Regions from separate parts of the Homo sapiens genome. Here region 2 is linked to region 1. The links are chromatin loops, found by intact Hi-C in ENCODE. Cell type or tissue: endothelial cell of umbilical vein. All regions are shown on one strand. Each heading gives the region's core, and the rest is flanking DNA. Links, peaks and the distances in the headings are about the cores only.

Region 1 (5,373 bases), core at 290-5,289:
GGCAACAGAGCAAGACTCCATCTCAAAAAAAAAAAAAAGAAAAAAGAAAAGAAAATCAATTCCTTTACTCATTTTAACTTCCTCCAGTTGCTGCAGAAAAAGCTCTGCTTCCCTCCCCCTGAGCTTCAGGTGCTTGACTTATATTTACTCCCCTGGGGAATGACAGGAGTCAATATGGGCGGGCTGGAGAACCTGGCACCTGAGCCCCAGAGGAAGGCCCCAGCTTCCTGCAGCTCGGGCTGGCGGATGGGAGCAGAAGCATCAGTTCCTGGTTGGGAATTTGGAGACACCAACAATTTGGGGAACTTCAAAAGCAGGAAGCAAAAAAGATGTGAGAGAAAGGGGAAACACCAACCCTCCTAGACAGCCCCCCTCCCCACCCCCAATCACAAAAATGCGGAGCCCAGGAGAGCCAACTCCTGGGAAGGGACGAATTCCCAGTTCCTACCCCGGCCCATCTCCAGCCTGGTCCAGAACTCAGTCCTGAACCCAGCTCCCGGCTCCCACACCTCCATCAGCCCCAACCCCACTAGCAGCCTGTCCCAGGCCCAATTCTAACAAAGACAAGGGGTGGGACCCTGGAGAAAGTGGGGTTCCCCAAATCACGAGAGAATTCCCTGGCCTCTCTGCCATCTGTTTCCACTTCCCCTGGTCTCTGTCTTCCTGTGTTTATCTGCCTCATTCCGTACTTCGGCTGTTCCCTCCTCCACAGGCTCTCTCTCTGCCTGTCTCTGGCTCATTCACTCACATATTACACAGCAGGTATGTGCTGGGGAAGAGGGAGCAGGCCAGTGAGTGAAAGCAGAGGAGGCAGAGGATGGGGCCAGAGAGGGAGGCAGGGGCTGGATCACGGGGACCTCCAGGGCATGGAAGGCCGGAAGAGTTTTCTTCTCTGTGAAATAGGGAATTATTGATGAGTTAAACAAGGCGACACATAGCCTGATTACATTTTTTAAAGTCACCTTCAGGCTGCTGTATGAGGATGAACCTTTAGGGGTGAGAGTTGGCAGGGGATGTTGTTGCCAAAGTCCCAAAAGAGAGATGACGATGGTGTTTGGGACTGGAGGTGGCTGTGACAACAGTGAGAAGATGTCAGATTAAAAGCAGATCATGTCAGGGTGCGGTGGCTCACGCCTGTAACCCCAGCACTTTGGGAGGCTGAGGTGGGTGGATCCTCTGAGGTCAGGAGTTCAAGACCAGCCTGGCCAACATGGAGAAACCCCATCTCTACTAAAAATACAAAAAAAAAAAAAAATTAGCTGGGCATGGTGGCAGGCGCCTGTAATCACAGCTACACAGGAGGCTGAGGCAGGAGAATCGCTTGAACCCGGGAGGCGGAGGTTGCAGTGAGCCAAGATTGTACCACTGCACTCCAGCCTGGGCGCCAAGAGCGAAGTCTCCGTCTCAAAAAACAAAAGGGTAGATAGTGAATCTTGGAGGAAGAACCATCAACTCAGCACTGGCTGGGGAGGGCCTGTGGGCGAGGAAAGGAAGGCTTCCTGAAGAAGCTTTGTATGCTGCTGAGAAAGTGACAGCAGGGTTAACTGAGCGGGAAGAGGGGGCAGGAATGGGTTAAACGCGCAATGTAGAAAGAGGAACTGAAAGGGCCGGGCGCGGTGGGTCATGCCTGTAATCCCGGCACTTTGGGAGGCCCAGGGAGGCAGATCACTTGAGGTCAGGAGTTCGAGACCAGCCTGGCCAACATGGTGAAACTCCATCTCTACTAAAAATATAAAATTAGCCGGGCGTGGTGGCACGTGCCCGTAATCCCAGTTACTCGGGAGGCTGAGGCAGGAGAATCCCTTGAACCCAGGAGGCGGAGGTTGCAGTGAGCTGAGATCACGTTATTGCACTCTAGCCTGGGCAACAAGAGCAAAACTCCATCTCAAAAAAAAAAAAAAAAAAGAAAGAAAGAAAGAAAGAAAAGAAAAGAAAAAGAGGAACTAAAAAGAGCTCAATTTGGGATAGACGGTGTTTGTGTTTGAGGTCCCTGTTAGACCCTAAGGTGAGATGCCAGGGCAGAAGCTGAATAAACAATCCAGGCAGGAACACACACTCACACACATTGACCCCAATCCCATGAGCCCCATTGTCCTGAAGACACATCCCTGCTCCTGCCCAGCTGGTCCCTGACCCCTGACCCCTGGCTATGCTGGCCTCAGATCTGTGTCTCCTTCTCAAGTCATTGGCCCCCAGGGCCACTGTCCCTCCGTCTCCACTGGGTGCACTGGAAAGGCAGGGTGAGGTACAAGAAGCCCCATTTAAAACCATGAAATCAGCAGCTCAAACACCAGAAAGTCCCCAGCTTTTGCAACAGCTCATAAGGACTGGTGTTTCCTGCGAGCAGTGACACCCTGCAGGTTTCTAAACTCTGCTTCTCTTTGTTTTGTAAAGCAGTGTTCTATCAGTCCCGGAAAGCCCCTGGAGTGGATCACGCCTCCCTAATCTACCGTGTTCTGCATTTATCTGCATCTGCAATGTTTGTTGTGGTCTTGTTGCTAGAGGCCTCGTTCCCCCTGCCTGGTTTATAAAATCCATGTAACCCAGGATTTTTTGTGGTGTGGATACTCTACATTGAAAGGACATGCATGCTTTCTATTTTATTTATTTATTTATTTATTATTTTTATTTTTATTTTTATTTTTGGAGACGGAGTCTGGCTCTGTTGCCAGGCTGGAGTGCAGTGGCGCGATCTCGGCTCACTGCAACCTCCACCTCCCAGGTTCAAGCGATTCTCCTGTCTCAGCCTCCCGAGTCGCTGGGACTACAGGCGCTCGCCGCCACGCCTGGCTAATTTTTTTTTTTTTTTTTTTTTTTTTTTTGTATTTTAGTAGAGACGATGTTTCACCGTGTTGCCCAGGCTGGTCTCCAACTCCTGAGCTCAGGCAATCCGCCCGCCTTGGCCTCCCAAAGTGCTAGGATTACAGGCGTGAGCCACCGTGCGCGGCCGACATGCATGCTTTTGAAATACCACAAGGGCACTGGGGACTGGAAACAGGAACGGAAACAGGAAAGGTTCCCTTGTCCCCGTCGCAGGGCGTGTGACAGCGGGAATAGCTCGTTTTTTCAGAATCCCACTGCTCAAACCTCTAGGGGGAGCCTGCTGACGGGCAGCTTGTGGGGCTCCAACCCCACGGCAGCATCTGGGGGTGAATGCTTACAGCTCCTGAAGCCCCAGTGGGCGTGTGTGACGGGGGCTCTTTCAGTTTTGCCGTCTGTAGGCGGCTTGTGTTCATCAGCTCTATTAGACCTTCTGCCTCATCACAAGCACAGAGGGCTTTCTGTGTCCTGGGGTTCCTGCCTTGGTGTACTGGAAGAATGGGATCACATGTGGGCTTGGAGAATGAGTGTAAGGTTTTTTATGGAGTGGTAGTTCTCAGCGAGGTGGATGGGGTGGCCAGAAGGGGGATGGAGTGGGAAGGCGGTTTCCCCCGGCCCGGAGTCGGGCCACCCAGTGCCCGGGCCTCCTCCAACCACCTCGGCCATACTCCGCAAATCGTTCTGCTGGTCAGTGACCTGCCGGCATCCACCTGTCAGTGTACTCCTATGCCCGTGCGTTCCCCTCGACGTCCAGCCACTTCTGTGTCTGCCCGCTAGGGTCTCAGGGCTTTTATAGGCACAGGATACGGGTGTGGCAGGCCAGGATGGTCTTGGGAAATGCAACATTTGGGCATGAAAACAGAAATGCCTGTCCTTGCCGAGGTCCGTGGGCACAGGCCCGGGGGTGAAGCCCTAGCCAGAGACCCGCCCTTCTCTCCCCAGCACTTCCCTGCCCGACTCCTGTATCAGAACCAAATGGTTTTCTGTCTTCTCGACAAGATCACAAGGTTCTTTGAAGCCAAGCACAACCAGAGGGTCCTGGGGGGTGGGGGTGGGGGGGCACCATATGCCCATAGCGTGGCAGCTCTTCCCTGTGCCAGAAGCACAGAAATGAAGGGACCCTGCCTTCAGGAACAGCACAGTTAGGAGGAAAATAAGGCTGGGCACGGTGGCTCATGCTTGTAATCCCAGCACCTTGGGAGGCTGAGGCGGGCAGATGGCGAGGTCAGGAGATCGAGACCAGCGTGGCCAACATGGTGAAACCCCGTCTCTACTAAAAATACAAAAAAGTTAATCGGGCATGGTGGCGCACACCTGTAGTCCCAGCTACTCTGGAGACTGAGGCAGGAGAATGGCTTGAACCCGGGAGGCTGAGTTAGCGGTGAGCCGAGATGACACCATTGCACTCCAGCCTGGGCAACAAGAGCGAAACTCCATCTCAAAACATAAATAAATAAATAAGAGGAAAATATACAGGTTCACAAGCATGGAGTGAGTGGGACCCCAGAAATAAGGTGTCCAGGGAGGGTTTTCTGGAGAAATGGTGCCTCAGCCACCCCTGGAAGAGCCTCAGTCCAGAACCTCACCCTCCAGAGTTTCCACCTACACACCTGCCTGTCAAAAGACAGCAAACTCCAGGAGAGCCACTTGCCACAAGTATATAGGATCTAATATGTTTGTTTGTTTTCATATAAAATTAATTTCAAATTAAATATTCCTGGATGATGAGGAGTTACCGAATGGGTACAAGGTACATTTGTTTGGGTGATGGAGATTCTAAAAGCCCTGAGTTCACCACTCCACAATCTATGCATGTCACAAAATTACACTTGTTTCCCATAAATTTATAAAAATAAATAAAGCTGGGCCGGGTGCCGTGGCTCACGCCTGTAATCCCAGCACTTTGGGAGGTTGAGGTGGGTGGATCGCCTGAGGTCAAGAGTTCGAGATCAGCCTGGCCAACATGGCGAAACCCCATCTCCACTAAAAATACAAAAAAAAAAAATTAGCCGGGCACGGTGGCGGGCGCCTGTAATTCCAGCTACTCAGAAGGCTGAGGCAGGAGAATCGCTTGAACCCGGGAGGTGGAGGTTGCAGTGAGCCGAGATTGCGCCATTGCGCTCCAGCCAGGGCAACAAGAGCGAGACGCGGATCTTTTGAGCCCAGGAGTTCAAGGCTGCAGTGAGCCATGATTGAGGCACTGCATTCCAGCCTGGGCGACAGAGCCAGGCTCATCTCAAAAACTAAAAATAAAGAAATTCTGACACATGCTACACCATGGATAAACCTTGAAGACATTATGCTGAGTGAAATAACCCAGTCACACAGGGACAAATATTGCATAATCCCACTACCTAAGGTAGTCAGATTCATAGAGACAAAAAGTAGAATGGTGTGGTCGCCAGGGGGAGGGGTTGGTGGGCGGGGAATGGGGAGTTGCTGTTCCATGGATTTAGAGTCTCAGTTTCACAAGATGAAAAGAGTTCTGGCCGGGCGCGGTGGCTCACGCCGGTAATCCCAGCACTTTGGGAGGCCGAGGAGGGCGGATCACGA
Region 2 (5,373 bases), core at 240-5,239, 73 kb before region 1:
AAACTCCTGACCTTGTGATCCACCAGCCTCGGTCTCCCAAAGTGCTGGCAAACTCCTGACCTCGTGAGCCACTACACCCGGCCACTTTTACATTTTTTTATACAGATGGGGGTCTCACTTTTTTCCCCAGGCTGGTGTCAAACTTCTGGCCTCAAGCAATCCTCTCACCTCGGCCTCCCAAGGTGCTGGGATTACAGGTGTGAGCCGCTATGCCTGGTGGAGCGTCTTTTATAAGGTCATAATCCCATTCATGAGTCCCCCATTCTCATGACCTCGTCGCCTCCCAAAGGCTCCACCTCCAAATACCATCACATTAGGCTTTAGGAGTTAACATATACATTTGGGGGACAGGGAAACACAGACACATTCAGTCTTTGGCATCCCACATATCAATAAAACTAGAGCTAGGAATGCTCCAAAATTAGCTTATCAGTGTCTCAATAACATCATCAAAGACTAAGGTTCTTCCCACATTTTCAGTCTATCCCCTCAGTGTTTTAGCTTTTTCCTCGTAAGGTTGCAACGTGGTTACTGCAGTTTCAGATATGGCATCTAGGCATAACCAAGTGCAGAGGAAAATGAGCACGTCTCTTCCAGTGTGTGCCCCTTAGCACCAAGGATCTTTTATCCTACAGCCCCCAGCAGACAGCCCCTCGGCCATTGACAGAATTATGCCGTATGTCTATGATTAAACCAGCCACTGACAAGGGGGAAGGTTCCACCATGATTGACTTACTTTCATCAGGTCCTGCCTCTAGGACTAGGCTGGAGCCACCCTCACCTGAAGGTTATACTGTACCTACATTGCTGTTGTAGAATAACATAAATTCCTAAACACCAGTTGGGGTCAGTTAAGAGAGGACAAAGCTATAGTCAATGTTGCATAGAAAACCAAGAGTGGTTTGTTTTGTTTTGGTTTGTTTTAGACAGAGTCTCGCTCTTGTTGCTGAGGCTGGAGTGCAATGGTGCGATCTCTGCTCACTGCAACCTCCGCCTCCCGAGTTCAACCAATCCTCCTGCCTCAGCCTCCCGAGTAGCTGGGATTACAGGCACCCGCCACCACGCCCAACTCATTTTTTGTATTTTTAGTAGAGATAGGGTTTCACAATGGCCAGGCTTGTTGCGAACTCCTGACCTCAGGTGATCCACCCTCCTCGGCCTCCCAAAGTGCTGGGATTACAGGCGTGAGCCACCGCGCCCGGCCCAAGAGTGTTGACTAAACCATCTAGAACTCCCTGTTGGTGCCTGAAGGGGACTATTCTTGGGAATCTGGTGAGGTTTTTTTGTTTATTACTAGTAATGTGATTTGTTCTGATTTTTACCAGCAATTCCTCCCTCCCCCACTAAACATACACTGCCCAAGGGGCAAGAAGAAACACCTACACTGTGTGTGAAGAACCTGGCATTCTGTCATATCTGGCATGGGCATCAATGGTCCATAGGCATCAATGTAGCAGCAATGAATGAATGTGTATCTCTCTTCCCCAGCCTAGATGACTACAGCTCAATTCTAACTGGTCTTCCTGCACAATGTGGATTCCACAATGTTGATAGAACCAGCTTCTAGGTTCAGGAAGGAAACCAGGCTGATTCTCAGGCAGGAGGAGGCAGAGTACGTATGACTCAATCCCTCTTTGCCTTTAATGAAAGTGACGGAGAAGATTTTCCGCTTAAGAAGGAGGATACCCTGAGAATTTATAAAAGCCTGAAGAGCAGTCGTGGAACACAGAGGACAGCAAAGGCAAGAGAGGGGTGATTCCAGTTCCTTACGTCGAGAAGTAGAGACCTGCCTCTACCTCAGTATTTGCTCTGATTGGATGTTGTGAACTGGTAAAGATTTCTGGATTAATGTGAGTGGTCAGAGGGCAGGGGAGCATAATGGCAAATGAGGTCACTTCCTATTCACTCATGTCCCTCTGATAGAGGGACAGAACCCAAATGTAGCTCAACAGTTTTGCTGATGTATGGGAACAATTCCTTTCAGTTTTTTTGCAACTGCCATCTAAACAGTTTTTCTACAGACGTCCAAGGCAGTCTCATCTCATTCTGTTCCTTGTGAGCTTCTGGAACAGAATTACTCCATTCCTAGTCTCAGTTCATCATGGTCAAGGTATAAAACTGGAGAGCTGGCCAGGCATGGTGGCTCACGCCTGTAATCCCAGCACTTTGGGAGGCCAAGGTGGGCAGATCATGAGGTCAGGAGATCAAGACCATCCTGGCTAACACGGTGAAACTCCGTCTCTACTAAAAATACAAAAAGTAGCCAGCCATGGTGGCGGGCACCTGTAGTCCCAGCTACTCGGGAGGCTGAGGCAGGAGAATGGCCTGAACCTGGGAGGCAGAGCTTGCAGTGAGCCGAGACCGTGCCACTGCACTCCAGCCTGGGGGACAGAGCAAGATGCCGTCTCCAAAAAAAAAAAAAAAAACAAAAAAAAAACACTGTAGAGTTTATGTGTTAACTTCTTTATTTTATTTTATTTTATTTTTGAGATGGAGTTTTGCTCTTATCACCCAGGCTGGAATGCAGTGGCACAATCTTGGCTCACTGCAACCTCTGCCTCCCACATTCAATCGATTCTCCTGCCTTAGCCTCCAGAGTAGTTGGGATTACAGGTGCCTGCCACCACGCCAGGCTAATTTTTTTTTATACTTATAAGTAGAGACGGAGTTCCACCATGTTGGCCAGGCTGGTCTCGAACTCTTGACCTCAGGTGATGCACCCGCCTCAGCCTCTCAAAGTGCTGGGATTACAGACGTGAGCCACCGTGCCCGGCCATGTGTGTTAACTTCTGAATGGGCTGATTTTAGGTGGTAGTAGCTATGCCTGAGTGTATAGAAGGTATAAATATCTTGCTCTGTCATTCTTAGATGGTGCAAATCAACCTGTGGAAAACTGATAGAAGCGGTGCCAACTGCTCATTCTGATTTATTTAATGGGTTTCTTTTCTCATTCTGAAACCATTCTATCAAATGGCAATAGACTGTTCCTGTAGACCCCCATGAAGTAATCATGTACCACACGAATAATACACAATGAGATTGCTTTTTCACTTATAAAACATGACCAGTTATGACTCATTCTGACATTTCAAAGCCTAAGAATCCCAGGGGCACTACTAGAAGCATTTGTCTACCTTTCTAGCATGATTCATATATTTGCTTCAGATTGTGTTAACCCTTGCCATTCTTTTTTTCCCAAACCTGGAAGTAGGTTAACTGTAAGATAAGTGTATCTTCTCATTCCAGATGAGAGGCAGGATGTGCAGGTCACTTTACTCAGTGCCTGGCATTAAGCCAGTGGTGGACCCACTATGTGGACAGCTAAACTCCCAGCTTTCTGCCTTCCGCCAAGGGTCACACCGCATTCACCTTGTTACAGCCGCTAAACAGACTTGACTCAGCTTTCCCTTCAGAGTCATGAGACAGCTGCCACTGTTCCAAATCTCCTGCCCTCACAAGGAAACACCCACGACAGGAAGGTAACAAGCACAGCTCCTCTTTTACAGCCTTTTTTTTTTTTTTTTTTTTTTGAGAAGGAGTCTCGCTCTGTCATACAGGCTGGAGTGCAATGGCATGAACTCAGCTCACTGGCAAACTCCACCTCCTGGGTTCAAGTGATTCTCCTGCCTCAGCCTCCCGAGTAGCCGAGATTACAGGTGCCTGCTAATTTTTGTATTTTTAGTACAAAAATTAATTAGCCCGCTAACCTACGACTGGCTAATTTTTGTATTTTAGTAGAGACGGGGTTTCACCATGTTAGCCAGGCGGTCTCGAACTCCTGACCTTAAGCGATCCACCTGCCTCGGCCTCCCAAAGTGCTGGGATTACAGGTGTGAGTCACCATGCCTGGCCAATGGCTTTCTTACCTTGTGTGTCTGTGTCTCTTCTTGTAAGGACACCAGCCATATTGGATTAAGGGTATACCCTACTCCAACATGACCTCATCTTAATTTATTACGTCTGCAACGACCCTATTTCCTATTTCCAAGTAAGACCAACTTCTGAGATACTGGGGGTTAGAACTTCAACCTGTCTTTTGTGTGAGACGCCTTTGTATAATGAATAGTCTCTGCATTACCTAAATCCAAAGATTTTCTGTAGTTTATGACCCAAAATTCCTTTTTTTTTTTTTTTTTTTTTTTTTTTTTTTTGAGACAGAGTCTCGCTCTGTCGCCCAGGCTGGAGTGCAGTGGTGCGATCTCGGCTCACTGCCACCTCCACCTCCAGGTTCAAGTGATTCTCCTGCCTCAGCCTCCTGAGTAGCTGGGATTACAGGTGCCCACCACCACGCTCAGCTAATTTTTGTATTTTTAGTAGAGACGGGGTTTCACTGTGTTGGCCAGGCTGGTCTCCAACTCCTGACCTCAAGTGATCCGCCCGCCTCGGCCTCCCAAATTGCTGGGATTACAGGCGTGAGCCATGCACCTGGCTCCAAAAGTCCTTCTGATATAGAACTCTACTATTATAGGAGTTCAAACCAGTCCAGCCGAACAAGCACCACACATGTCTTCCACAGTCTCATCCCCTCCTTACCTAAAACTCCTTATCTCTAGGAGCAACCTAGAAAATTTTTATGATCACCAAAGAGCAGTTTTATCTCCTTCTAACCAAAGTCCTTTTTCAGAAGAGGGTCTTGTATAACTTTGAATAACAAAGGGTGTGTTTGCACAATTCAAGAGCCAGCATGAGAAGTTTCCTAAAATTGAAGAACAGTCTTCTTTCAAAAAGCATTCTTGCCACCTGCCTGGACAACATAGCAAGACCCCATCTCTACAAAAAATTTTTTTAATTAGCTGGGCATGCTGGTAGACACTTGTGACCCTTGCTACTTGGGAGGCTGAGGCAGGAGGATCCCTTGAACCCAGGAGTTGAAGACCGCAGTGAGCTGTGACAGTGCCACTGCACTCCAGCCTCGGTGACAGAGTGAGAGCCTGTCTCAACGGGAAAAAAAAAAAAGTGTTCTTGCCAGACAGAGGAACATTCAGGGTGGTGGTAGTTGTTTTAATATGTGAAAATGTAGCTTTTAAACATCACTATTTTGGCCAGGCATGGTAGTTCACACCTATAATCCCAGCACTTTGGGAGGCCGAGGCGGGCGGATCACTTGCAGTCAGGAGTTGGAGACCAGCCTGGCCAACATGGTGAAACCCCGTCTCTACTAAAAATACAAAAATTAGCCAGGCGTGATGGTGGACGCCTATAATCTCGGCTACTCCGGAGGCTGAGGCAGGAGAATCACTTGGACCCAGGAGGCGGCGGTTGCAGTGAGCTGAGATCGCGCCACTGCACGCCACAGCCTGGGCGACGGAGCCACACTCCATCTCAAAAAAATAAAATATACTCGGGAGGCTAAAGCAGGAGAATCGCTTGAAC

The links. A loop is a pair of places that touch in the nucleus more often than their neighbours do. Peaks named below come from ENCODE experiments on the same cell type or tissue, not always from the same donor. Only the 100,000 strongest peaks of a DNase experiment are listed, where the experiment ranks them.
Region 2: a loop joins it to region 1, with 4 times the contacts of the local background. A loop is called at or near these places in 100 of 110 quality-filtered maps.

Annotation. Positions count from the first base shown.
Region 1 is chr17:7,130,567-7,135,939 of GRCh38, forward strand. LOC105371512 (a long non-coding RNA gene) reads left to right here and starts at 681. Exons shown (of 3, transcript XR_934191.3): 1 at 681-762. RefSeq lists enhancers at 392-929, 3,060-3,169. In endothelial cell of umbilical vein, for the core only: a CTCF peak has its summit at 3,074 (motif pointing right); DNase peaks (open chromatin) are centred at 715 and 2,115; H3K27ac peaks cover 1,368 bases.
Region 2 is chr17:7,057,387-7,062,759 of GRCh38, forward strand. No RefSeq gene overlaps it. Among named protein-coding and RNA genes, the nearest start is that of SLC16A11, 16 kb to the left of the region's middle. In endothelial cell of umbilical vein, for the core only: no CTCF peak of the experiment used is centred there; DNase peaks (open chromatin) are centred at 1,615 and 3,235; H3K27ac peaks cover 3,903 bases.